Regions from separate parts of the Homo sapiens genome. Here regions 1, 2, 3 and 4 are each linked to region 5. A link is a contact called in ENCODE Hi-C or POLR2A ChIA-PET data. All regions are on one chromosome and are shown on one strand. Each heading gives the region's core, a stretch centred on a gene start or an enhancer-like site at or near the end of the contact. The rest is flanking DNA. Distances are from core to core; before and after follow the strand shown.

What was found. Hi-C counts contacts between places; a loop is a spot of excess contacts on that map. ChIA-PET counts read pairs that join two places held with the same protein, here RNA polymerase II (POLR2A). Pooled maps may share reads with other maps.
Region 1: a loop to region 5 is called in a map of naive thymus-derived CD4-positive, alpha-beta T cell, with 4 times the contacts of the local background. The contact joins the enhancer-like site here to the promoter of SYTL3 in region 5. A Hi-C loop is called at or near these places in 2 of 168 maps with a recorded cell type or tissue (both naive thymus-derived CD4-positive, alpha-beta T cell), 1 of 37 single-sample maps with no recorded cell type and 7 of 50 pooled maps. POLR2A ChIA-PET finds 5 or more read pairs at or near these places in 1 of 52 experiments (activated naive CD4-positive, alpha-beta T cell).
Region 2: a loop to region 5 is called in a map with no recorded cell type, with 3 times the contacts of the local background. The contact joins the enhancer-like site here to the promoter of SYTL3 in region 5. A Hi-C loop is called at or near these places in 3 of 37 single-sample maps with no recorded cell type and 5 of 50 pooled maps.
Region 3: a map of naive thymus-derived CD4-positive, alpha-beta T cell shows a loop between it and region 5 (4-fold over the local background). The contact joins the promoter of SYNJ2 here to the promoter of SYTL3 in region 5. A Hi-C loop is called at or near these places in 1 of 168 maps with a recorded cell type or tissue (naive thymus-derived CD4-positive, alpha-beta T cell) and 9 of 50 pooled maps. POLR2A ChIA-PET finds 5 or more read pairs at or near these places in 2 of 52 experiments (activated CD4-positive, alpha-beta T cell and activated naive CD4-positive, alpha-beta T cell).
Region 4: a loop to region 5 is called in a map of B cell, with 6 times the contacts of the local background. The contact joins the promoter of SNX9 here to the promoter of SYTL3 in region 5. A Hi-C loop is called at or near these places in 1 of 168 maps with a recorded cell type or tissue (B cell), 3 of 37 single-sample maps with no recorded cell type and 14 of 50 pooled maps. POLR2A ChIA-PET finds 5 or more read pairs at or near these places in 1 of 52 experiments (CD4-positive, alpha-beta memory T cell).

Annotation. Positions count from the first base shown.
Region 1 is chr6:157,875,777-157,881,620 of GRCh38, reverse strand. The region is part of intron 4 of SNX9 (sorting nexin 9); the gene reads right to left. Among named protein-coding and RNA genes, the nearest start is that of SNX9-AS1, 14 kb to the left of the region's middle. Within about 2 kb of position 1,516, at least 2 of the 41 ENCODE cell types and tissues checked have a DNase peak (open chromatin) inside an H3K27ac peak, as active enhancers do.
Region 2 is chr6:157,839,393-157,844,610 of GRCh38, reverse strand. The region is part of intron 1 of SNX9 (sorting nexin 9); the gene reads right to left. Among named protein-coding and RNA genes, the nearest start is that of SNX9, 19 kb to the right of the region's middle. RefSeq lists a silencer at 2,040-2,334 and an enhancer at 2,852-3,001. Within about 2 kb of position 3,635, at least 6 of the 41 ENCODE cell types and tissues checked have a DNase peak (open chromatin) inside an H3K27ac peak, as active enhancers do.
Region 3 is chr6:157,980,093-157,985,585 of GRCh38, reverse strand. SYNJ2 (synaptojanin 2) reads right to left here and starts at 3,723. Exons shown (of 27, transcript NM_003898.4): 1 at 3,498-3,723. The coding sequence starts at 3,624. RefSeq lists enhancers at 3,442-3,957, 4,158-4,207, 4,228-4,417, 3,958-4,473, 4,438-4,487 and a silencer at 3,458-4,037.
Region 4 is chr6:157,818,591-157,824,549 of GRCh38, reverse strand. SNX9 (sorting nexin 9) reads right to left here and starts at 1,304. Exons shown (of 18, transcript NM_016224.5): 1 at 1,104-1,304. The coding sequence starts at 1,115. RefSeq lists an enhancer at 476-525 and a silencer at 1,176-1,495.
Region 5 is chr6:158,647,665-158,652,926 of GRCh38, reverse strand. It overlaps SYTL3 (synaptotagmin like 3), which reads right to left and starts at 2,873. Exons shown (of 18, transcript NM_001242394.2): 1 at 2,849-2,873; 2 at 1,085-1,174.

The sequences.
Region 1 (5,844 bases), core at 267-2,766, 770 kb after region 5:
CTACTTTTAATTTCCTTCAAGAACTTTTCCTTTGCAGTCACAACTTGGCTAAGTGTTTGGCTCAAGAGGACCTGGCTTTTGGCCTGCTTCAGCTTTTGACAAGCCTTCCTCACTAAGCTTAATAATTTCTAGCTCTTGATTTAAAGTGAGAGAAATGCGACTCTTCCTTTCACTGAAACACTTAGAGGCCACTGCAGGGTTAATAATTGGTTAACTGAAATACGGTTGTGTCTCAGAGAATAGGGAGGTCCAAGGAGAGGGAGAAAGACGAGGGTATGGCTGGCGGGTAGAACAGGCGGAACACATAAAACATGTCAATTAAGCTCGCCATTGTGGTGCCTCAAAACAATTACAATAGTAACATCAAAGATCACTCATCATGAATCATCAAAACAGATATAATAATGATGAAAAAGTATGAAACATTGCAAGAATTAACAAAACGTGAAACAGAGACACCAAGTGAGTACATGCTGTTGACAAAATGGCGCCCATAGACTTGCTCAATGCAGGGGGTGCCAAAAACTTTCAATCTGTAAATAATGCATTATCTGTCAAGTGCAATAAAGCAAAGGGCAATAAATGAAGTGTGCCTGTCCTTAATGTCTTGTTTTAGAAGCAGTGGTATATGAGATAACTATAATTAACAATTATTAAACCACTACTAAGTACCATGTACTCTTCTAAATACTTTAGAACTCTTTTTTCATTTACTTTTTCCAAAAATCCCATGAGGTTTTACAGATGAGGCACAGAGATGCTAAGCAGCTTACCCTGATTCACATAGGATGTGTGAGATCTGGGATTAAAACCTAGACAGTCTGGCTCCTAAACTCACTGCCTTGACACCAAGCTAGGTTGCCTCTTAAGGAGGAGAGAAAAGACAGGAAATCTGTTAGAACAATGGATCTCAATCAGTTCCCTCTTTCCACATCTCAAGGATGCAGAGCACGCCTCTCAATAACTGTGGCTCACGATGGCACTCGGTTAGGGTTTTAAAGCAGAATAAAAAGAGGGCACAGAAAGAAGTAACATTTCAGAGAAACAGAAACAGGAAAGTCAGGAAGAGAAACTAGTTTTGTGGGGAAATAAGTGATTCGGTTGAAGATGAATTTCAGATACAAAGGAGACATGCTGATAGAACTGTTCAACAAAAAGCTAGAAATTGGGCAAATCAAAGAGAAAATTCAAGATTAGAGAGACACTTTATAAGGGAATCTACACGATTAGAGAGGGTAGAATAGTGAGAGAGGCTGGAACACAAAAGGGTAAGTGGATTGAAGACCCCCTTTTAAAGGAGGGAAGAAGTGGGAAAAGAAGGAAAATATTTATGAAATATCTTCCATGTGTCCGGCACTACTTTATATTGGTGGCCTAATCCACTGACTATTCAGGAGGTTCAGGAGGCAGGTCTTATGCCAAAGCCACAATTCTTACACAGTGGAGCCGCACTGGCAAGCCTGGATCTAACAGCAAAGCTTACATGCTTCCCACCACACCACTCACCTGGGGACTGGCGGGGTGTGAAACAGAAAAACAGAGAGATGCCAGGGAGAGCATGTGACAGAGGCCAGAAGGGCTCTCAGCAAAACAAAAGCAGCTTTATTCCAAGTATACACATCTTTCTAGTATTTGAAGGAGACAGAAAACAAACCTCTCAAGTAGAAAACCTTCAGATAAGACATCTAGGTTTACAGAACTTTTAAGTAGCTTTTAAACCTCATTGTTCTCATTCTTTAGAAAGGTACAAACAAAAACTTTCTATTAATTTCTCAAAAGTAAGTACTCTAAAGAAGCAGTAATCTGAGAGTTTAAGATCTATACTGAAACCTTTTCAGAATCACAGCAGTGATGTAATCTAAACAACAATAACTGATGAAAAACAAGACTAGCACACACAGGAGTAGAGATTTTTAACAATTGAGATTCATTCCCATCAGCTGGTCCATTCATTCTAGTGGTTCAGCCACTAACGTGAAATACTCTTGAAACTGTGAAATAACCGATAAGTAACTAATAATGAAACTAATATTAACCACTAAAAACTATGCTTTCTTTTCAAAGGTAATAAAATGGTTGTCCTTATCTGGGTAATATAAAATCTGTATTTGAATAAGAAAATGAAGAGAGTTTGATTCAGTTCCTGGGTATCCTTCAATACATTTTCTACACACTTTGCATCTATGGTGTGTGTGTATGTGTGTGCACTGAAACACAAGAAAGATAACATTACCCATACTGAGGTGCCTTTTAAAAAAATCATACCTCTATCTGTACATCTAAATCTACCCTCACTCTCCCTAAGGGAAGCTCAGCTTTCCACTGCGTGGCTGCCTATAGTTCATCTGATCAGTCCCCTGCTGACAGACATTTACATTCCGGTTTTCTGCTGTTACAAACAATGCCGTAGGAAACGTTCTTGCCCAGAAACCTGCGTTCTGCGAGCAGATCTGCAGGAGGAACTCAGAACCGCTGGGCCTTAGAGATATGCATTGTAAATACTCATATACATTACCGAACCAGCCCCGAAAAGCTTCATCACTTTATCCTTTCCCTCGCTTTGTATGACATTGCCTGTCTGACCACACCTGTATGACACTAGCTTTTAAACTGTTTTCATTCTCTGCTAGTTTGATAGAAGAATCTTAAAATGAGCATTTTCCCAAGTATATTAACTATTAGTACCTTCCCCCACCAAAGGACAGCCTGTTTATACACTTTACCTATTTTTCTGAATTCTTCATCTTTTTCTTACAGATTAGCAAGAGTGTATGTATATGAATGGAATTAGCCTGTATCCGTCATAAGTCAGAAGTATTTTTGCTAATTTAATATTACTTGTTTACTTAAATGTATCAATTATATCCTTAATGGCCACTAGACTTTGTGCTGTCAGTCTCAGAAAGGGCTTCCATAGGCCGGATGCAATTGGGAGGCTGAAGTGGGCGGATCACAAGGTCAGGAGTTTGAGACCAGCCTGGCCAATATGGTGAAACCCCATCTCTACCAAAAATACAAAAATTACCTGGGCGTAGTGGCGGGCACCTGTAGTCCCAGCTACTCAGGAGATTGACGCAGGAGAATCATTTGAACCCAGGAGGAGGCAGAGGTTGCAGTGAGCTGACATCACGCCACTGCACTCCAGCCTGAGCGACTGAGCGAGACTCCGTCTCAAAAAAAAAAAAAAAATGGTGGGCTTCCATATTCCAAGATCATAAAAAAAATGCTGTCTATTATTTTCTCCAAGTAGTTTAATAAACAGCTTTATAATTTTCCAAATCAAACTGTTTCAGTCCATTTAAAGAACAACTCATCATATTCCTTTCACACTGACAATTCTAGTCTAAACTGCAGCCAAGCTGAACTGCGTTTTGGCTGATAAAGCGTTTTCTCACCACCAAAAGAGGAAAGCAATCACAGTGGGCCAGGGACCTGGATGCAGCAACACTGCCTTGACACCAGCAACTCTGCTCACCTGAGACTACTCAGTAAGAATCTAGAACCAAAGGGTCCCCCAAGCAACCTGAAATTAGGAGTTTTAAGAAAAACCAAAAGAAAGTGCTATCTTACATAGTAGGTTATACATTTATGAACTAGTTACTCTGAAATGCAGCACAGATTAAGAATACAAAGTCAAGGAAAGAGTAGCAGGCTCGAAATAAGTTATTCAAAGAGATCTTTAAAAAGATATACTTAAAGAAAAATACGACACTCAGGAAGTTGGATAACCAACTGAATGTGGGGCTTCAACTTGCTTGTGTGGGAGGAGAGTCAAATTTAAACTTACTGATGCTAAGATGAGTAAAGAGACACTGGCTCAGAAGTTGGCAGAGTGTGCCAAGCTGAAGAGATGCATGCCTGAGAGGGGATGTGCCCATGGGCCTGATGGACAGGAGAGAGGCCCAGCTTCTCTGAGGTTCCCGCTCTCAAAACAAAACCGACCCTGGGAGAGAGCACAGGCAATCAGAGCCTCCCAAGCAGCTCACCTCAGAGCACACATCTTCCTACCCGCATTCAGAAAATGAAAGCAATGGGCAAACCTGATAGGAAAATGTTTAAAAAGCTACCAATTAATGGTCATCTGGTTTCCTACTCGTGACATCTTTCATGGTATTTACAAAATGTACCCAAATTTTGGCCTACTTAAATTGTTCTCATATCCCAGATAACAGAGGGCAGAGATAGCAGTTAAAATATTTTTACTTGATTTACATTAAATTCAAATGCTCAAATTAATGACGGCTATGCTTTCTGCATTTTGTTAATTCTAGTTTCAGTTCATTTTTCTTTGCTTTCAAAGGATCTGATTAGATTCAATGTTAGACTAGATGCCCCCCCCGCTTTTTTTTTCTTTTATTACCTTCTAAATAACCTAAACGAAACAAATTTTAGACTTATACCAGTTTATATTAAACTACAAGTAAATACCAAGGAATATATTTCCTAACAGAACATGACTTAAATCTGAGTTTTAATTTCTTTTCATTAGCTAAACTGCCTCCACCTATCTTGAGATAATAGCTGGTCAGTCCCTAGAATTAAAATAAGATAAATATTTCTATTTTTTGTTTGCCTCACTTATTCTATGATCTCATTACCTCATTACAATTCTTTTATTAAAATCTTGTCCTTTATTAATGCAAACCCATTTCATGGGTGCTTCTGTATAACTCAGTGAATCTCAACTGGCTTGGCTTTGCTCCTAGGCAACACTTGGCTATATCTGGAGACATTTTTGGTTGTCACAACTGAGGTGGCGTGCATGTGACTGGCACCTGGTAGGTAGAAGCTAGGAAGGCTGCTCAATATCCTGCAGTGCCCAGGATGGGCCCGCCCCACTAGGAAAGGGCGCGGGGCCTCAAACGGCAATGAGGCTCAGGTTGAGAACCCCTGGGAAAACTTCCAGTGAGGTATAACTACTATTCACGTTTCACAGTGAGTAACCCTTACCTGGCCAATGTTCTCAAGTAGTATAGAATAATAAAATACAGAAGAGAATTCTTCAATTACAGTGATCAATCACCTTGCCTGCAAATTTTAAATATCTGAGTCTAATTTGTAATTCAGAATGTCTACAAAAAGCTGTTTTGAAATGTATAAAACCTGCAGTTAGTATATGGTGATAAACTTATATAAACTCACTTGGAAGGTCAATTGACAGATATTCTTTTTCTTTTGAGGAGTCTCACTCGCCCAGGCTGGAGTACAGTGGCACGATCTCGGCTTACTGCAGTGGCCGCCTCCCAGTTCAAGTCATTCTCCTGCTTCAGCCCCCCGAGCAGCTTGGATTACAGGTGCCTGCCACCACACCTAGCTAATTTTTGTATTTTTAGTAGAGATGGGGTTTCACCATGTTGGCCAGGATGGTCTCAAACTCCTGAACTCAGGTGATCCGCCCGCCTCGGCCTCCCAAAGTGCTGGTGGGATTACAGGCGTGAGCCACTGTGCCTGGCTAATAAACAGATATTTTATAAGCAAATACTTGTAAGTGATATGATTATCATCAGGCCTGATAGAATTTAAAACCTTTTATGTAGTTAAAAAAAAAATCAAGAAATAACATCTCCTAAAGCCCATTCATTTCTAAAGATGTAAGCAGTTAACAATATTTTAATTCTTTTTTTTTAACTTTTTTTTTAACGTGTGGAGATGGGGTTTCATCGTGTTGCCCAGGCTTGTCTCGAACTCCAGCACTCAAGCAATCCACCTGCCTTGGCCTCCCAAAGTGCTGGGATTACAGGCGTGAGCTACTGTGCCCAGCAGCAACAATATTTTGATACCTGTCTTCTCAATTTTCTTCTTGTCACTTACTCTGTGTCATCATTTGGCAATAAATGAACTAGA
Region 2 (5,218 bases), core at 2,386-4,885, 810 kb after region 5:
AAAAAAAAAACAAAAAAAAAAAACAAGGATTAGCCACAAGATTAAAAATTATGATTTAGGAGTCATGTAGCTGGAGGCTACAAGATTCTGATCCTCTCTAAACTGCTCCTAAGATCAGTGCTTGAGATACTTTGCAGACTCTGCACTTGATGGATCAGCTGGCACCACCCCGATCAATAAACTGGGCATCTGATCTTGTGGCCCCCACCCAGGAACTGACTCAGTGCAAGACAGCTTTGACTCCCTGTGATTTCACCCCTGACCAATCAGCACTCCTGGCTCACTGGCTTCCCCCACCCACCAAATTGTCCTTAAAAACTCTATGGGTAGACTGATTTGAGTAATAATAAAACTCCGGTCTCCTGCACTGCATGAATTACTCTTTCTCTATTGCAATTCCGCTTGTCCTGAGAAATCGGCTCTAAGAAATTGGCAGGCAAAGTGAACCCATTGGGCGGTTACAATCCCAGCATTCTGGGAGGCTGAGGTGGGCAGACAGCTTGGGGCCAGGAGTTCGAGACCAGCCAGGCCAAAGTGGTGAAACCCTGTCTCTACTAAAAATACAAAAATTAGGCAGGTGAGGAGGTATGGGCCTGTAATCCCAGCTATGCAGGAGGCTAAGGCAGGAAAATTGCTTGAACCTGGGTGGTGGAGGTTACAGTGAGCCAAGATCATGCCACTGCACTCTGGCCTGGGTGGTAGAGTGAGACTCCATCTCAAAAAAAAAAAAAAAAAAAAGACAAATGGGAAATAATTTTTTAAAATCTAGAATTCTGTACTCACGATGCTTTGAAATTGTCTTCAAACTATTTAAGCTCTTCTAAAAGAAACAAAAAATTAGAATTGCAATGAATTGAGTATGGATTATGCAAAATGGATCACTTAGCACTGCAATCAGAAGTACACAAAGACCATAGCTGTCTGTCTATCAAAGGATTGGTGAGTAAATGCACATTATACATTTTAAGTTAAAATAAGATAATCAGTACAGTTAACCTTTGAACAACACAGGTCTGGTCCACTTTACATGCACCGTTTCTTCTATTTCTGCCACTCCACCCTCCTTTTCCTCCACCTACTCAATGTGAAGACAATGAGGATGAAGGCCTAATGCTCTACTTCCACTTAGTAGTAAATATATTTTCTCTTCCTTATGATTTTCTCAATAACATTTTCTTTAGCTTAATTTACTGTAAGAATACCGTATGTAATACATATAACATACAAAATATGTGTTAACTGTTTGCGTTATAAGGCTTCCAGTCAACAGCAGGCTATTAGTAGTTAAGTTTTGGGGGAGTCGAAAGTTATACTTTAATTTTCAACTGGGCAGGCGGTCGGTGCTCCTAACCCCCACATTGTTCAAGGGTCAGCTATATTTCTTTTTCAATTTTCATTTTCGTCAATTCTTCAACCCTTGTCCTAAGCATCCTCCCATTGCTGGCACCACCTAAGCTGTACAGAAAGGCTTAGAAGGCTTCATCTCCTTGAAACCACCTTTGCAAAATTATAATTGAGGAAATTATGACACTGAAAGAAATCAGACCTAACCAACTCTATCTTGCTTGTAACCTTTAAGCTGTCCTTGTTCATTCCTGAGCACAGGCCAGAACTAACTTTGGGAAAGAATTTGATCCATGGTTTGACTCTGAAACAAAATTGGTAACAGCCCTTTCCTGAAAAGACCCCCTTCTTGTCTGGGGTCCAGTCTGCCTTTGCAGGACTAACAAAATAACTACAAGAAATTACAATTTCGGGGTCATGTAGCCTCTGGCTCCAAGAGTCTGAACCTCCCCAAATTGCTCCTGGGGATAACATCACTATTGTAAAACCTAAGATCAGTGATTAAGATATTTGCAGACCCTGCACTTGATGGACTCAGACCAGTAACCTGGCCCAACCAGTTCTGCCATCCAACCCAGGAACAGAAGACATTAAGAAAACCTAACTTCAACCCCTTAAGATTCCATCTGCAACCTGACCAATCAGCACTCCCCACTTCCCAAGCCCCTACCCACCAAATTATCTTTAAAAACACCAAATTATCTTTAAAAACTCCAATCCCCAAATGCTCGGGGAGACTGACTAACAAACTCAGGTCTCCCGCACAGCCAGCTCTACGTGAATTACTCTTACTCCATTGCAATCCCCCTGTCTTGATAAATCGATTCTGTCTAGGCAGTGGTGATGGTGAACCCATTGGGCAGTTGCATCATGAGGATTTTGATAAGAGCACTGGAGTCAACAAGATAAAAGCAAGACATGCATATATTTTTTAACTGTTAGATTATGTTACCTGTATGGTCACATTACCTGTGGCAAATCTGTTTTACATTAACATGGGCAGACTCATACAAATGTCAACCAGTAAGAGATGGCACTGTTCTCACCTTAATACTATCAAGCAACTTAATAGATACAGCAAACTTAATTTATGAATATGTTTACACTGCCTACCAACAGACTGGATATTTGAAGATATTAAGAATGTATTCTGAATTTTTAAGTATAACAGGAATTACAGTTATTTAAGTCTACAGTTTTGGAGATATATATTAAAATACTTATCATGAAACGATGTCTGGAATTTGCTTCAAAATAATGAGGAAAGGGGAAAATAGGGGAGGGGAGGCTAGAGGAAACAAAACGGGCCAGGATCACTGTGGAGGTGGGTGATGAGTACACAGGGGAGTGTCACTGTGCTGTTCTACTTTTGTCCATGTTTAAAATTTTTATAAATAAAAAGTTAAAATAGAAAATATTGAATCATGCCAAACCATTGAGATGATAGTTTAAAAGTCACAGTGTAGTAAATTCTTATCATTTTATGTTGCCTCAGCATGCACTTTGAAGATAAGTGGGACCTTGTCGTAGCAGAAGCAGGGCTCTGTCACCCTGGACATGGCAGAGGGTGCAGTTCTACACCTCCTCCCAGTTCCTCAACATGACTAATACAGATACCTGCCTTAGACAACTTCCTCCTGGCAACCACCTCCCCATGGGAAAGCTACACACAGCCTACTTCACTGGCCCCGATCCCCACACCCCACATGGGCTGTGCAGTCACAGTGTGACCTCCTGGAACCAATTAAACCTCCCTGGGGGAAACCTGTTTGGACCCCATGAAGGCCCATGGGTCTCTAGGTAGGTCTCAATCTCTCTCTCTCCCTTCACAATTCCTGACCTTCAAGCTCCCTGACCATCCTGTGTGTGACCTCCAGGATTGCTGTGTACTCCCAGGGCCTGTAGGTAATAAAATCTGTATTTCTATCTTGTGCCTCTCCTAATCATTGGGGGATGCCCTTCATCTTGAAGACCCTAAATTAAAACACACAGATGTGGAATTTTTCAGCATGACTAATATGAAATTCCAGTGATCTAATTCATATTAAAAATAATCACTTAATGGAACCATGAAAGAATAAAGATTCATTGAATCTCCAAATTCTAAGCCAAGATGATGCCATTTCTTCTTAGCCCATAACAGCATTCTGCCCCAGTTCTCAGGGTTCCAGCTGCTTTCTTCTACTGCTGCTCTCAAGACTGCTGGGGCTTCAGGAAGTTTATACCAGACACCCTGCAAACAGTGACCCTCATCGGAAGAGAAATGCAGTGAGTCGCTGATCAGAAATGGTTTCATCAGTCAGAAATCCAGCAGTCTGCAAGTACTTTGCTTATGTCTATGTGGCCACCAGTCGAGTGAACAGCATAACGGTAACAGCCAAATGGTCTGATGAGCCGTTTGTATTCACTTTCAGTATATCCAGGAAACATAATCTGAAATTTTCTATCAGACAAAATCTCGAATGCAAAATAATAGAGGTTTTTAAAAATTTCTTTACAAAGTTTTTTCTCCCAGCTGATTTGACTGGGGTATTCCTCATATAGAGAAGGATACTGTGTCAATCCTTCTGAAGCTCTCTTACTGATTGACTTAAATGGAGCACAGGATTTTCCTAGTGTGGCTTTAATAAGATACAATCAATTAAGTTTTAAGAAGGGATAAAATAAGGCTTAAATCCAGTATCAAAGCAAACTGACTGTTAACTCCTGCAGTTAGCTTTGGGTAATAAAGGCAAGCTCAACTCTTTAAAAAAGAAAGAAGAAAGAAAGAGAAAGAAAGAGAGAGAGAGAGAGAAGGGAGAAGGAAGGAAGGAAGGAAAGGAAAGAAAGGAAAGAAAAGAAAGAAAAGAAAGAAAGAAAGTATTTTTTGTAAAAGTCAGTCATTTTGGGTGTGGTGAAAACCCTCCAATGGTTTTATTGCCAAATAAATGTCAAAGCCCCCGTGGTCGCCTGGGCCTCCTCAGCCTGGGGAGCAGCCCCTCTTCCCTGAGCTCCCTCAGCTCTGGCCTCACTGTGCAAGCACCAGCCTGAGGGTCTGCTCTTTCCCGAGATCCAAAGACACCCCAAGCACCAGCCTGAGGGTCTGCTCTTTCCCGAGATCCAAAGACACCCCAAGCACCAGCCTGAGGGTCTGCTCTTTCCCGAGATCCAAAGACACCCCAAGCACCAGCCTGAGGGTCTGCTCTTTCCCGAGATCCAAAGACACCCCCACCTTCCCTCAGATCTCTACCTGAGTGTCACCTTCCCAGTGAGGCTTTCTTGTTTTTTTTCACCTGCTTTCAGAACCCTAGTGAAACCATGAAACAACCGGAGAGGATAGGAGAATCCAAACAGCTATGTATCACATTAAGACAGAAAGGTCTGAGCTTTGCAGAGATTCACGCCCCAATACTGCGCACAACCAGCAAGGTGGTTACCATGTCCTCAAGCAGCACAGCAAGGAAGTGGTGGAGAGAGTTACTAAACTGAGGGGCAGGAGGAAAGGCCTAAAGAGGAGACTGGAGGGCAAGATGGGGTCACACCTTCAAGGCCATGGCACTAGGTTACCATCCCCACCCTCAAATTATGCTTCACCCTGGGCAAGAGGCGGTGGCCTGGGAACTAAAATATTATAGGTCTGCTTCCCCAGCAGGACGGGGATGTAATTTGTTGTAAATTATTACAGAAAAGCAAAATTATAATTTTTCCCCCACTTGGACTGTGCAATGGAATTCACACCTGAATCCATTCAATTATTTGTATTTTACAGATAAGGAAAGTGAAGCAGTAAGTAACTTTTCAAAGTAATGTATTAATAACTGGACTGGGATTTGAACCCAGGCTCCTAATCTCTATGCTATATCACCATTACATGAAAATACATATGCTTCATAAT
Region 3 (5,493 bases), core at 2,474-4,973, 670 kb after region 5:
ATGTGCAAATAAGGGAACATCTGTTTGCTAATTGTGGATTGTTGGCCAGGGATGCTGGTACCGGCTACGGGGCTTCCCACCTGTGCTGAGAAGGCCAACTACCCTCCAGTCAGGTTCCCGAGACTTCATAAAAGCCTTTTAAATCAGTGCCAATACATTTGGCTTTTCTGCCTCTGGAATTTTTGCTCCCACTGATCTACATAAAAGACAGATTCAGATTCACAACCTAATTCTTTTAGAAGCAGGAATTTGGAATAATTCCTTCAACAATCCTGCTAGCAGGCCAGACGGCCCTAGTGTGAAGAGTTCACTTTAGAGCAGGACAGGTGAAGACAGGTGAAGACAGGTTCAGATGGAAGGAGTCCAGCAATCAACGAATCATGGACCATCCGTTTTTCCTAAAAATCACAGCCCAGTTCAAGCCCCTGTCTCCAGGCCTTGCCTGAAAATGATAAGGAACCACCCAGCCCCTTCGGCGAGAGGTACTTTTCCAGTTAGGATCCTTCAGGAATAAAATGTGCTATGAAGGGGCAGCGCCTGTGGTCATCAGGCCCAGTCCCCTCATCTCCTCTCGCCCCTAGGAAAGCAGCTATGTGCATCCGCAGCGGAGCAGGATGGAAGTTAGAATGACTCAGGGGCCGGGAAAGACCACTACCCACGAAGCAGTTACCACAACTTGTCTCTCAGCCTCTCATTACTAACTGGGAGGGACCCATCACAGGAAAACCACAGCTGAAGAGAAAAGGAAGCTACCCCCGACTCGGAACTTCAAGGAAAGGGTGAAAGGTCAAGATTAGACCACCAGCTACGCCAGCTGCCACAAGTGTCCTGTCCCATACAAAAGTAGAGATTGCAGCCTTCTTGTAAAAATTCACCTTCTCGGGTCAGGCATGGTGGCTCACGCCTGTAATCCTAGCACTTTGGGAGGCCAAAGCAGGTGGATCACCTAAGGTCAGGAGTTAGAAACCAGCCTGGCCAAAATGGCACAACCCCGTCTCTACTAAAAATACAAAAATTAGCCAGGCATGGTGGCGTGTGCCTGTAATCCTAGCTACTGGGGAGGCTGAGGCAGGAGAATCACTTGAACCCAGGTGGGGGTGGCGGTGTTGCAGTCAGCCGAGATCGCACCACTTCACTCAGCCCAGGCAACAAGAGTGAAGCTCCATCTCAAAAAAAAGAAAAAAAATAATCACTTTCTCCAAGAAAGGAAAGTAAAACAGCTAGCTAGCCCTTTGGAACACAGATGGGAATTTCAAGTTCAGAGCCATTTTATCCAATAGTGATGCATTTAGGATATGTTGAAAGTTTTAAACAACTTTCTAGTAACATAAGGCTCTCTCCTACAAACATTCTCTGGACCAGCAAAGCCACCAAATGCTACAGCTGCTTTTTAAAAATAGTTTCATTTTACTTAAACAAAACAGACTTTAAAAAATTAAGTTTTCAGGCCAGACGCAGTAAGTAGTTCATGCCTGTAATCCCAACGCTTTGGGAGACCAAGGCGGAAAGATCACCTGAGCCCAGGAGTTCGAGAACAGCATGGGCAACATAGTAAGACCCCATTTAAAGAAAAGAAAAGAAAGAGAAAAAATTAGCCAGGCATGGTGGCATGTGCCTATAGTCCCAGCTACTCAGGAGGCTGAGGCAGGAGGATCGCTTGAGCCTGGGAAGTTGAGGCTGCAGTGGGCTGTGACTGTGCCACTGCATGCCAGCCTAGGCAACAGAAGAAGCCTCTGTTTCAAAAAAAAAAAAAATTTTTTTTTAAAGTTTTCTACTGAAAAATGAATGCTAGGTTAAATGACAAATGTGGACTGCACATGAGTTGAAGACGAGCCAATTCCTTTCTTACATTCTCTGTTCTAAAATCTGGTATACTGTAATCACCACCGTGATGTAAATCTCAGCCCAAACTTCAGCTCCTAATGGAAAATATGCACTACATTACTGTCATTAATCATTTTTAAATCTTCACTTTTGAAAAAATAAAATCTCTTTTTTCTAAGCTGCTTCAAAGAATTCTTGAATGTGTATGAACTTGGCTTAATGTTGCCGTAATCCAACTGAAGGACATCTTAATCTATTTGATGAAACAGTAGTTTTGTACCATGAAATTACTCTTTCGCTTCCGATAAATGTGGTATGAAGTAGACATCTAAAATGGAATGGAAATTTCTGTGGTTTTCTTTCAAGGCCACACCAAATAACCAAACTTAGACTCTTCAGGACAGCACAAATTAGAATAATCTGAAAATAACTTAATCTACAATTCACTGCCTACTTTTGATGCTGAGACTACTGGAGACATTGTTTCAGTAATCAAGTGACTGAGAACAAGCTGGATAAATGCATGTTAATGAAATGATTAGGGAATCAGAAATAGGAGAGATAGTCCTTCCAAGACATACATCCGAACGGGAGTCGATGCATACAAATGTGAAAAGAAGGCTAGAGGCATCTACAAAGCAGCCTGCTGCATTTGCCGACCACCTCAAGTACGAGTGACCCCGGGCTGCACCTTGTTTAGCTAGGAATACCGGCAAGCTGTTACAGCTGGACGCCTAGTGGTGGGAGCTTACTCTCGGGTGTCCACATTTAGAAGTCTAACAATCAGACCTGGTTTCACGTGCTTTGGTGCTACCCAGGTTTTCCTTATAATGGTTAGCACAAAACAAGGGACCCAGGTTAGCGATACCAGGAAGCCACGCATTGAATGACATTACAGAAACAGCCACATAAAAGTCAGGTGGATGGTGTCACCTTGGCAAGCAACTTAGCCTCTTTAGGCCTCAGTTTGCTCATCTGCAAAATGGGGATAATAATAGCTTTTTAGTAGAATTGTGAGAATTAAGTGAGATCACGTACTAAAGCCCATAGCACAATGCCAGTTTCAAGGCTTCTGAAGTCCATAGGTGAAATTCGCTGGCTTGGCAGGATCTAAGACAGCATAAAGGTCATGGTATATTTGTTTACAAGTTCTATAAATTGCAGCACCGATGCTTCTCGACCAAGTATTTACGTGGGACAAAGCTGCCATCAGCGGTTTCTCCAGAGCCTATGTTTTGGGGCTTTTGTCCCCATCCCCTCCAGGAGTGGAGCCGCCAACACAAACCAAAGGGCAATCACTGGTTTCATCAACAGGTGCAAAAGAAAAGGCGCCAGGCACAGGGTCAGGCCGGCTAAGTCAACACCCCGGGATCCTCATGAATACGCAAAGCGCCCCAGCCGGCTATCCAGCAACCATATCCTCTGGCGGCGCGGGCCGGAGATCCCCGTGGAGGGGCGGCCGGCCTCCGTGCGCCACCGGCCCAGCCAGAGTGCTCTCTCGAGTCCCCAGCCCCACTTCATTCAAACAGCCACCCCTCTGCGCGCGACCCCTACGCCCCGGCAGTCCCAGCGCCGCCCGATCCCCTCGGGAAGGGGGGGTACCCGTCTTCCCGAGGCTGGGCGAATGCGGGCGCCCTCTCCTCCGGGCGTCGCTGCCCCCGGCCCGGACTCACCCAGCGTGGCCACCGTGCCGGCCTCGAACAGCAGGCAGTCGTCGCGGCCGCGCGCCTCCAGCAGCACGCTACAGTCCCCCTCGGCCCCCAGGCGCCCCAGCAGCCGCAGCCCTTTGCTCAGGGCCATGAGGGTCGGGCCCACTGCGGGCGGGGGCCGGGGCCACGTCCTCCCGAGGGCGCGCTGCCCGCGACAGCTCCCCGCGCGCCCGCAACTTGCCAGAGTTTCACTTTGCGCCGCCGCTCCCGCCGCGCCAGGCTCCTCCCCGGCCTCCTCCCCTTCCTCCTCCTCCCCACTCGCGCCTCCCCAGCCTGGGGCAGGTGAGGGCGCGCCGCCGCCTCCCGCCCGGCCCCGCGCTCCCCCCAGCGGCCAGGCAGCTGCGCGAGGCCGCGCCCCGGGGCTGAGGCTCCCCGCAGGCGGGCGTGGAGCGGAAGAGCCTCCCGGATGCCACGCATTCCTCGCTGCGGAGGAGGATGCCCCGCGCGGGGCGACCCCGGGAGCCTGGCTGCGATGCCGGCCGCCCGCAGCCTTATATGGGCAGCCCGGCCCGGGAGTCCGCCAGGCTGGACCCGCTGACTGTTCCCGCCGGGGGCGCTGCGCCTCCCTGTGTGGTCGGCTCCTGCGACCCTGGACGAGTCCTTTCGACCCTGCGTGCCTCGGTCTCCCTGCGGGGAAGCGGGGTCATAACTGCGCCTACTTCGGCGCGGAGGCCTGAGTTAATTCGCGGAGGCGCTTAGCGGGTGCGGAGCGCGTGGAGCGGGCTGGAGAAAGGTTACCTTTCACTAGCGTTCTATCCCGGAGGCTGTTGCGGTCACCGACCCCGCCAGGGAGAGGTGTTGGGGGTCAACGGTGCGTTGTCGCGAAGAGACCTGGAGCCGTGATCCCCAGACCACGACCCCCACTTACCACGTGACCCTGACTTCTCTGCGCTCCACCTTCCTCTCCTGTCAGATGGTGACAGCGCCTCTCCCACCGGCTCTGGACACCGGCACGTGTCCGCGCGTGTACGCTGGAGTGTGTGGCCCGGCCTTCTGGCGCGGGGTTCTAGCGCCCAGGCTTGGCCTGTCAGAGCTGCAGGGGAGGTGGGGTGGGTATGGGTGTTTAGGGCTGAGTTGGAGTCACTCTTTGGGGTGGTTTGGCGGCTTAATTCCCTTCGCTTGTGATGGGTACGTGAGGATGGCCCGAGAAGCCTCCATCAGCTGTTTCCATCCTGCCCGCAAACGAACTCAGTTCCTCTCTCACCCCATTCTGCTGTACTGGGCCAAGCTGTTTGTCTCTGGGACTTGTCCTAGAAAGGGCAGAGCCCCCAGAGCCAAGCAGAACACTGCCATGCCCCTGCAGACATTCAGTAATGACCAGACAAGCCATCCTCAGGGGACAACCTCTCAGGTGATGGTTGGGTAATAAATTTGAACAACCCCAGCAGAGATTATCTTGACCCTTAGCCCCTTTCCTTGCCCACAAACTCTGCCCAGGTCAAGCATGATGTGCTCAATATCCCAGGCATGATGCTCATCAGCTGTCCGAGCAGCTTCTTTCTGTGTAGATGGAAACATTACTACCTCATGAAAACAGTGTGCCCATTCAGTGAGGCAGATCAGCCTTTGGCCCACTTTTTGACCTGAAACTCACTTCTTCCAGGAAGCTTTCCTGGAATGCTGAGGTCCCAGATAATAGTGCTTATATAACACCCAGATTTACAGACTTCAGTTCTCACCTACTCATATGTTGCTTGAGAAGTGTTTTTATGTTTTCTCTTAGCCCTGTTTTGCAAATTGAGTGGTAAGGCCTTAGGGAGGGGACCCAGTCTTCCATTTATCTCTCTCTCCTCTTTCCTAACTAGCATCATATAGTCTAAAGTCCTGCACAGTGGCATGCCATACCTATTTTAGAAATTTTCCTGCAGTCAGGACCAGCAGTTGAGCCTCACAGCTTATAGAATCCAAGTCACCATCAACTGTAAAATGAACCACTATTTTATGTACCACTGAGAAAAAA
Region 4 (5,959 bases), core at 55-2,554, 830 kb after region 5:
CCACAAAAAAAGCAAACACCTATCGAAAAATAAAAAATAACGTTTCTAGCAACCCAAAAGTAGCTCAGAGATCTCAAAAACAAATAGACAAAGGGGTGCTGATGCTAACAAAGTGACATTACAAAAACTAAGTGCAAAAGTAAACCCACTCCTCACAGTGTATCACAGATCAGTTAATGGCTCAGGTATAGAGCCTCCTCCCCCAGGTCCTCCCTTCCGTGACCGTGACTTCCCCAGTGGCTATTCTACATCAAGTAACTACTGAAAACGCCCAAGGAAAAGGAGCGGGGGAGGGTGGCTTTTGAAAATTCAGGTAGCCAAGAGTGACTGCTAATTTCATAAACAATAACGTAAAACAAGCAAACCACCGCTCCTAGCCAATGACGAAGCAGGAGTCAAAGTTCCACCACGTAATTCGGGCCTGGGCCTTTTTTCAGGCAAACACGTAATCGAAAGCACAGTCATTTCCCTCTTGATATTTTATTCATGCCGGCAATGCCATTCACAATGAAAAGGTAGCAAAACAAAAGAAAAAAATAACAGCAGCGAAGGCAAAGGGGCGCGGGGCGTCCCAGCCTCGGTCCCTCCCCGGCCGCGAGCCCCCGCAGGCCGGGACGGGAAGCGCCGCGTCCTCTCCGCCGAGGTCTCGACCCCCACCCGCCCCGCGGGGGCGAGGGTCCCCCAGGCGGCAGCGGGAGGGGACGTGGGGGCGGCGGGGACGCCGGACGCCACAGAGCGCCAGTCGCCTCGGGGGCCTCCCCGGGCTGCGGGAAGTTTCCGTCCCGCGGCCCCTCCCGGCGAGCCCGCCGCAGCCCACGCTCAGGTGCAAACTTCCCAAACCTCGCTGCGCCCGGGGTCCCAACCCGCGCCCAGACCCGACGCCGTCCCCCGGTGCGATCCTGGTGGTCTGTCTGCACTGCCCGCCGCACCCATGCCCAGAAGGGACTGGCTGGGCCGCGGACCCGCCCGGGGACTCCACCGAGGAAGCGGAGTGGCCCCTCGACCACCCCTGGCCCCGACCCTCCCCGCGGCCCCGGCCCCGACCCTCTCCGCGCCGCCCCGGGCCTGAGCGACCGGCCCGGCCTGCGCCGCGCGCCCCTCACCTTGGTGGCCATGGCGGGCGGGTCCCCCGGCCCGGGACGGCCGGCTCGTCTCCCGCGCCGCGGATGGTGATTCTGAGCCGCGCAGGCAAAGGCAAGGGCGAGGGCGGCGGCTCCGGCTGGGCCCCGGCGCGGCGGCCGCTCCTCCGCCTCGGCCCCGAGTCTCGACGCTCAGGCCCAGCCGCTGGGCGCTCGGCTACTCCCGCGCCGCACGCTCCTGCAGTTCCTGAAAGTCCCCGGCTGCGCGGCCCCCGCCCCTGTCGGCCGAGCCTCCCATTTACCGCGGCGCGCGCGACGCCCGCCGGAAGCGCGCCCTGGGCCCTCGGCCGCGGCCCGGCCTCCTCGCCTCCTGGCCGCCCCCGCGCCGCGCCGCCGCCCCGGGCAGTCACCGCCGCCGCCGCCGCCGCCGCCCCCGGGCGCCCTTGGTCGAGGCTGGGAGCGGCGTCCCGCGCAGCGGCGGGGTCCGGACGGGCGCCCCAGGCCATGGCCCGCAACCCTGCGTGGCCGCCCCAGGGGAAGCGATCCGCGGCCCACAGAGCCGCTCGGGGTAGCCGAACCCCGACTCCGGTTCACGCTCGGCCGGCGCCGCACGCCGTGGCTCGGCGCTTTCCGTGCATGAGGCGGGAGGGGGCGGCAGGAACTCTCGACGCCCCGGGCAGACAGGAGCCCCGCAACCCCGCTGTCTTTGCCCCACGCCTGGGGTGTTGCGGGGTCGCCGTGCCCTTGGCCGAGTACCCTGAGTACCACATAAACAGCTGGGAAGGAGCGGAGCGATGGCTTCCTGGGCCTCTTCCTCCTGCCCGGAGGCTCCCTCAGGCCGGGGTCCTGGCTTGAAGCCCCTGGGACGGGACGGTGGGGGGTTTCGTTCTGTGACGCCCCGTTAACCTCATTCTGGAATCTTGATAAGCTTAAAAATACCGGAGGGCCCGAGAGGTTTGGGGGACAACAGGCTCTCTGAAGTGGAAACGAGGTCTCTAAAATTTTCCATCTTTCTGTCAGTGTTTCTTTCCAGAGTTGGAGATATATATATGGGTGTTATGAATAAACGAATGACTTGAATTGAGCAGCAAGATTTTTCACTCAAGGACAAAACACGACTGGAAGATGTGTCTTAATTGGCATACTAGTGGAGTGCTTTTTTATTATTATGAGGGATATATTTGTAAGAAGAGACAACTATCAAATGTAAATCTCTGGTGTTTAATGTCAAGTTTGTGTCTTCTTAAATACATTCTATTTGACCTGAGATTTCACTAGTTATATTCAATAATGGGGTTTAAAATAGATACGGTATTGCAGAATTTTCTGTGAATTTTTGTGTTTGTTGAGCTCATGGTTAAGCTATAGTCATCATAATATGCATAAATAGTTGTCTTTCTCCGTAAAAAAAAATATTGGGAGGCCAACATTCATTGACGGCCTGCTTGCTGTATACTAGGCTTCCACATCCCCATCTCATTTAATCCTTATAAGAAACATTTGAGAAACTCATTATTGTCCACTGTTTACAAAGAAGAGCGACTCAGGGATCACTTAAATAACTTGCCCATTTGGTAATACTTATTCAAATCGAAAATGACCGTAGCCTTGGACCCAGCAGCCCTCCTGGGAATTTATCCTGTCAAACACTTGTACAAGTGTTCAAAGATGTTCATCAAAGATTGTTCTGTAATAACTCCAACCAGAAAGCAACCTATGTGTTTGTTAACAGGACTGTTTCAGTAAATAAGATACATCCATTCAAACAAAAATACTAGGAAGCCCGTAAGAAAATGATAATATTCTAAGAGGTGTTAAGAAAGATAAAAAGAACATTATGTATGGTACATTTATGTAAAAAAAAAAAAAAAAAGGAAATATGTGACACATTCCTAGAAAATTTCTGAGAAAGATTCGCCAGATCCTGTTGTCAGAGTTTTTGACCATGTGTATATATGACTTCATTTAAAAACAGCAGTTATATTTTAATAAACAATGGAAGAAATAACTTGGCTAAGAGCACACACTAGTATGTGGAAAAGCCAGGATTTGAACTCAGGCAATGTCATAAGTAATGAGTTTTCCATATTCTTTTAAATGTGAAGGCTGGGTACAGCTCTCTCTGCAGCCGTTCAACAATGCATCCCTTGATAGGAAGGTGCAAAGTTAGGGGCACACCTGTGAAGACAGGCCTTTCCACATGCTCATCTGGCAAATCCTATGCAAATAGTCATCCTGGGCACCCAGCACCATGAAAGCAAGAAGACTAGAGACTTCAAGCTTTTCCCACCAGAACAATTTCATAACCCTGGTTTTATTTTTTAGAAGTAATGGTGGAGGGCTAAGGTGGAAGGATTGCTTAAGCCCAGGTGTTCAACACCAGCCTGGGCAACATAGTGAGACCTCATTTCTAGAAGTTTTTTGTTGTTGTTGTTGTTTTAAAAAGAGCAAGACTGTGAAAAACAAATGAAAAAGTACATAAACAGAGATAAACATGGCCGGGCGCTGTGGCTCACGCCTGTAATCCCAGCACTTTGGGAGGCTGCGGCGGGCGGGTCACGAGGTGAAGAGATCGAAACCATCCTGGCCAACATGGTGAAACCCCGTCTCTACTAAAAATACAAAAATTAGCTGGGCATGGTGGCACGCGCCTGTAGTCCCAGCTACTCAGGAGGCTGAGGCAGGAGAATCACTTGAACCCGGAAGGCGGAGGTTGCAGTGGGCCGAGATCGAGCCACTGCACTCCAGCCTGGGCAAGACTCCGACTCAAAAAAAAAAAAAAAAAAAAAGAGATAAACATGTGCACTTTCACAATAAGCCACACCGAAGGGATCTTGAACATAACTAAAATCTTTTTCACATTTTTAGTAATGAATTGGGTAGTATATCTCCAGTAAATACTGCTAAACTTAGGAGTTTTATTTTTATATACGTCAGTCAAAATCAACATTACTTCATGAATGTTATAGAGGAGACCCACTTTCATAGAATATATTTGTATATAGAGAGAGAGACTGGGTCTTGTTCTGTCACCCAGGCTGGAGTGCAGTGGCCCAATCTCGGCTCACTGCAGCCTCCGCCTCCCAGGTTCAAGTGATTCTCCTGCCTCAGCCTCCGCAGTAGCTGGGATTACGGGCACCTGCCACCATGCCTGGCTAAGTTTTTTTTTATTTTTTATTTTTTATTTTTAGTAGAGACAGGGTTTTGCCACGTTGGCCAGGCTGGTCTCAAACTCCTTATCCTAAGTGATCCGTCTGCCTCAGCCTCCCAAAGTGCTGGGATTACAGTCGTGAGCCACTGCACCCGGTGGTGGCGTTTGTCTTCTGCTCCCACTTGATCAACCATGCATATCTCTCTTCTGTCCACCTCCGTCCTTTGAGCGAGCTTCCTTAGAGTTGATTCTCTACGCAGGCCTGCCTTTAGAACCCAGAACCCAGAACCCTGGGCCATGCTAAGTTCAGATTTTCTTCTACAGCATGAACTTCCATTACTCCAGGGGTGAGAACACAATTAGTTAAGCAATTGGATTTGCATTTGCAGACTGCGTTTGGTTATTACTAGATTGCACTTTCAAAAGAAAAAGACCTGGAGGCAGAGCAACAGAGCCACTCTGTTTAGGCTTTGTACTCTAGCTGCTTTTTTTTTTTTTTTTTTTGAATCATGCCACAGGAGGTAAAGTGATTAGGATTCACAGGAAGCTTCGTCCAGCCACACAGCTGGGGGGACAGGAAAATAATGACCACCACCTCTTCCCTGCGTTTGTTCAGTATGGCCAGGTGTTTTTATTCAAAATTAGATTCTCCTTTGGTTTTTAAGAGCTCAGAGCCCAACTAAATGCTTGGTCAACTAATGGGAAACTAGCATGGGAAAGTGCAACTATGGGAACTAATGTGGAACGGAGTGAAAATGTGTGATGGTCACCTAATGTAAGGATCGGAGGATGAGAATAATGTGTAACAATACAGAGTCAGCCTGGGTCTGGCACAAGGGGATACCTCCTCTCACTTTAGGGCATGAATTTAATGAGGTTAAAGAAAACCTTGGGGTGACCTTGAAAATAAACGTGGAAAGGAGTGCAGCTGGTGCCATTCCAATCCTAATAAACGTATGACGTCCTCACCTTGGACTGGATGCTGTTACAGGTGAGGGAGACAAAAGTCCCTGCTCTCTTAGAACTTAACAATCTGTAGAGGGTGGGGGAAGTCAATAAACTACAAATAAATGTCTAATGTGCCAGGTGCTTTTATAAGTGCTCTGAAGAATCTTTATAGGAATAAAGAGAAGCAGGAGAGGTTTTTTCCTATAAGGTTTCCCCTTGGCATTAGACTAGCTGAATGTATGTATGAAAAGTGTATGGTTTTAAAATTATGTTTGTTTTAGTTGGTTAGCTGATTGGTTGGTTTTCATTTTTGTTCCATTTTGACTAAGTCACATTTCTTTCTCCATCGTCTGGGAGACACAGAGCCGTAAACAGTAACGGGACATAGTGTCCAGAACTAGAAATTGAGCAGAAATCTGACTGCTAGGACCTGAGCAGTCCAGGAAGGGACAGTTGGCATGGGCAGAGAGAGACTGGAGGCTAGGGAGGCTGCATGGATGGCAGAGGTGGCAGCAGCAGGCGGTGTTAGGCTGGAACAGGAACCGTTTGCTCAAGGTTCTATACTAGACTGTTTGCTGAGTTTGGGTAGTTCCGACTCCCAGAAGGACTGAGCTGTGAGGTGAGGGCAGCAAGAGAAGATTGGCTCACCAGTTGGCTTCCCAAATGAAGTCCCAGCCTGTAGGATCCCTGGTGTCTCATGAAACTTTGCCCTAGGATATTGTTTTAATTCTTTGACCTGTTAAGGACAGGCTGGCGTGAGTCCTTGGAGACGTACTGGCAT
Region 5 (5,262 bases), core at 1,624-4,123:
TGGTTCCCTCTTTGTTTTCCCAAAGTCTCCACAAGTTGTACAAGTTTCAGGTCCCTCAGATATCTCTACTTCACATTAGAAGACTCGGCTGGGTGCGGTGGCTCACGCCTGTAATCCCAGCACTTTGGGAAGCTGAGGTGGGTGGATCACGAGGTCAGGAGTTTTGAGACCAGCCTGGCCAACATGGTGAAACCCTGTCTTTACTAAAAATACAAAAATTAGCCGGGCATGGTGGTGGGCACCTGTAATCCCAGCTACTCGGGAAGCTGAGACAGAATTGTTTGAACCTGGGAGGTGGAGGTTGCAGTGAGCTGAGATCGCGCCATTGCACTCCAGCCTGGGTGACAGAGCGAGACTCTGTCTCAAAAAAATAAATAAGGCCGGGCGTGGTGGCTCACGCTTGTAATCCCAGCACTTTGGGAGGACGAGGCAGGTGGATCATGAAGTCAGGAGATGGAGACCATCCTGGCCAACATGTTAAAACCCTGTCTCCACTAAAAATACAAAAAAATTAGCCAGGTGTGGCGGCAGGTGCCTATAGTCCCAGCTACTTCGGAGGCTGAGGCAGGAGAATGGTGTTAACCCGGGAGGCAGAGCTTGCAGTGAGCTGAAATTGCAGCCACTGCACTCTAGCCTGGGCAACAGAGTGAGACTCTGTCTCAAAAAATAATAATAATAAAATAAGTAAATAAATAAACAGGCTGGGCTCGGTGGCTCACACCTGTAATCCCAACACTTTGGGAGGCCGAGGTGGGTGGATCACCTGAGGTCAGGAGTTTGAGACCAGCCTAGCCAACCTGGTGAAACCTCATCTATACTAAAAATACAAAAATTATCTGGGCATGGTGGCAGGCACCTGTAATCCTAGCTACCGGGGAGGCTGAGGCAGGAGAATCACTTGAACCTGGGAGGCAGGGGTTGCAGTGAACCGAGATCGTGCCATTGCACTCCAGCCTGGGCAACAGAGTGAGACTCCATCTCAAATAAATAAAAAAAAATAAAAATACATAAAAATAAATAAATAAATAAATAAAACATTAGAAGACTCACACGTGGGCTTGAATCTATAAAACTTGAAGCCTACCTGAGAGAGGACAAAGTTGAACAGGCGCTTTCTCTGAAAGATCACTGCAATTCACCGCTGATTCCGAGTATTCTTTCTCATTCGGGGAGCCTTTTACCACCCAAAAACAACAAAAAATATTACTTTAGAATCAGAAATAGGAATTCATGACTGAAATAGGAAGCCATGGCATTCATACTTTAAACTTGACCTCTTTGTATGGAAGAGCAAAGAAATGAGAATTAATATTATTATTTATTTATTTATTTATTTATTTGAGATGGAGTCTCGCTCTGTCACCAGGCTGGAGTGCAGTGGCGCGATCTCAGCTCACTGCAACCTCCACCTCCCGGGTTCAAGCAATTCCCCTGCCTCAGCCTCCTGAGTAGCTGGGACTACAGGCGCCCGCCACCACACCCAGCTAATTTTTTTGTATTTTTTAGTAGAGTTTCACCATGTTGGCCAGGATGATCTCGATCTCTTGACCTCATGATCCATCCGCCTAGGCCTCCCAAAGTGCTGAGATGACAGGCGTGAGCCATCACACCCGGCCGAGAATTAATATTATTATATCCTTCTAGGTACTACTCACAATTGTTGTTATGCTTTCTGTTGTGCCAACAGCTACTATTTATTTAGCTCTTACTCTGAACCAGATAGTTTAAGTACTTTGCATACATTATCTCTACTAATCCTTATTGCCACATTATGAAGTAAATGTACCCATTCTACAGATGAGGAGAGTGAGTCTTGGAGTGATTAAGTAACTTACCTAAACTCACACTCTAAACTGGGTCTGTTTAACTCCAAAACCTTATGCTTCATTTAGGCAAAGCAGCTAAGTTAGAATCTCCAACTATCTTGGCTAAATAATCTTTTCTACACCAATTCTAATTTCTTTTTTTCTTTTTTTGAGACGGAGTCTTACTCTGTTGCCCAGGCTGGATTGCAGTGGCAGGATCTTGGCTCACTGCCACCTCCGCCTCCCAGGTTCAAGTGATTCTCGTGCCTCAGCCTCCTGGGCAGCTGGGATTACAGGTGCCTGCCACCACACCCAGCTAATTTTTGTATTTTTTTTTTTTTTTTAGAGATGGGGTTTCATCATGTTGGCCAGGCTGGTCTCAAATTCCTGATCTCAAGGGATCTACCCACCTTGGCCTCCCAAAGTACTGGGATTACAGGCGTGAGCCACCGCACCCAGCCCAATTCTAATTTAATAAATCTTTAATATCTAATGTGCACTTTCCTCTCATAGTCTCTTTCTTACCAAGCAATTTAGAGATTAAGGAAGCTTAATTAAAAGAAATTTAAATTAGACCCTAGCTAACTTTTTTATAATTCCAAAATGATATTTATGTTCCACCTCCAAACGAGAAATTACGGATGATCAAAACAATAAAGTCGATTCAGAGAGAGCAAAATAGTAATAAACTGTAAGTATAAGAATTTGCAAACCAAAGAAGAAAGCAAATGACACTCTACCCTTTAAAAAAAAAAATCACACCATATAGCTTTTGGATAGTGTTTTTCTGTTTTGTTTTGGTTTTTAATTAACTCTGAAGTCACTTCCACCATATCACTTAAATCATTATTATCTCAAATGTTAAATGTATGTTATTCAATAAAATTACAAGATATCTTTTATCTAATTTATTATGTTTTGTTTCCTACCTTTTCAATGTCATAAATTTAAGAAAAGTTACAATAACTATAATCTCTACCCACCCCACTCCCCCACTCCTAAAACGACCTGCTGCAACGGCCAGCCATGCCTTCTCATCCTACCTTCGCATCTGCTTCAAGAGAAGAGACCAGAGCCGGCTCTGCAGAGAAGGAAGTCAATTCTTCTTGTTAGAGTAACTGACGTATTTCTCTTCCCTTCCTGTCGGGCACAGGCTGACGCAGTGCACCCTGTGTGGCCAGCCTTACATGCCTCGGTGGCTACTCCCACATCACTAGGGACCCAGGGAGCAAAGCCACCCCAAAACCACATCAAGGAGCTCTTCTATGCCAACATTTTACATTTTTAGCTGGAGGAAAGACCAGGCTGATGCTGGTGAAATGTTTCACCCTTCCTAAGGAAACTCCCTACAGAGACTACAGCCTTCAAATATTCAAATGTTCTCACATTTGTGAAGGGTTTCACATTGACTTCAGTGTAAATGACTAACCACATCTCAAAGAACAGCTATTAACTCAAGAATAATTTACAAGAAAGGGGGACAGCCAGGCCAAGAGCGATGAAGATTGTAATGAAATCACCAAGGGGAACCTTCAAAATGCTGTGCGTGTACTAGGTAGTATTACTCAGCACCGTGAAGTGTCCCTGCCCTGCTAACTCAGGCATGGCCAAGGACTTGCTCTGGAGAGCAATAAGACAATGAAGTGTGTGCAAAGGTGCCACGTGCCACGTAGGCTTGGCACCTACCGAGCCAGTACTGGGGCCACCATTCATTCTCTTTCCCTTCTCTTTCCCTTGATGACTCCAGACACAGGCTGCTCCAGCAACCTCGTCTCAGCATGGAGAAGACATGAAGCAGAGCCATGGAAGATCCTTGATGGTCATGGAGTGTGAGTGGCAAATAAATGTTTGCTGTCATCAACCACTGAGAGTGTAGGGCCATTTGTTTCTGCAGCTAACCTAGCCTATTCTGCTGATGTAGTGTGTAGTGTTTTCACAAACACAGAACTGAGCACCAAACTATTTAATAACTACTATAGCATGAATATTTACCCATTGGAACAAATGCCAGCGGAGGCCCTGCTATACCACGAGTTATCCTTTAGTTATTGGATCTTGGGGATGAGGTCCCAGGGAAGGGGCTGCAGTCACCAGGATTGAGAGGAAGAGGGACCCAAGAAGCTCAGAGCAGCCACTGTTTCATGGGGTACAGAGGTATTTCAGCACAACTGTGCCTCCGCTTCCCAGCTCAATAGCAGATCTAAATATAGGCACTTCTTAGCTAATCTCTTTAGCTTTTCTCAGCACAGGACTCTCACTTTAGATATGTGTCAGCCAGAGTTTCTTTTCCTTTACAACATTAAATTCCTCAGCCATGAGTGTTTCAACAGCACCCTCGTCCTCATCGTCTTCTTCTGTTACTATTATTTTGACTCAGCATGATCTCATAGTAACACACTTCTTGGCACAGGGGAAGAAAGGAAAAAATGGAAAATCCACAGGATGGCATTTGGACTATGAAGGGCTGCAGATTATAGCAGAACAACACTGCTGGATATTATTATTATTATTATTTTTTTTTTTTTTTTTTTGAGACCGAGTCTCGCTCTTTCACCCAGTCGGGACTGCAGTGGCGCGATCTCGGCTCACTGCAAGCTCCGCCTCCCGGGTTCACGCTATTCTCCTGCCTCAGCCTCCCGAGTAGCTGGGACTACAGGCGCCCACCACCGCACCCAGCTAATTTTTTGTATTTTTAGTAGATACAGGGTTTCACCGTGTTAGCCAGGATGGTCTCGATCTCCTGACCTCGTGATCCGCCCGCCTCGGCCTCCCAAAGTGCTGGGATTACAGGCGTGAGCCACCACGCCTGGCCTATTATTTTATTTTTTGAGACGGAGTTTCGCTCTTGTTACCCGGGCTGGAGTGCAATGGCGCTATCTCAGCTCACCGCAATCTCTGCCTCCTGGGTTCAAGCGATTCTCCTGCCTCAGCCTCCCAAGTAGCTGGGATTACAAGCATGCACCACCATGCCTGGCTAATTTTGTATTTTTAGTAGAGATAGGGTTTCTCCATGTTGGTCAGGCTAGTCTCGAACTCCCGACCTCTGGTGATCTGCCCACCTCAGCCTCCCAAAGTACTGGGATTACAGGTGTGAGCCACTGCGCCCAGCCACTGCTGGATATTATTGATGTTATTTATTGATGTGACAGTTCATTGATTGCTATGATTATTAGGCCCACACTTGCTAAATAAAGGTATTGGCAGCTCCAGTCCCACAGTCTGTATTCAAGAAATTTGACTCCAGAAAAGAAAGGTGATTGCACGCAAACCTGCCAACCTATCACTAACCTCCAAATTGAAAAACAAACCTAAGATTCACTCCACTGACTTACTGCATAGAAACTAAACATTATTCTAAAATATGGCAGAATGCCAAAGATTCATGAGCAGTTACGAGTAAAGGTGTCTGAGCTCCAATGCTTCTGATGGACATCCATTCGTGGCAGATGGAAGGTGC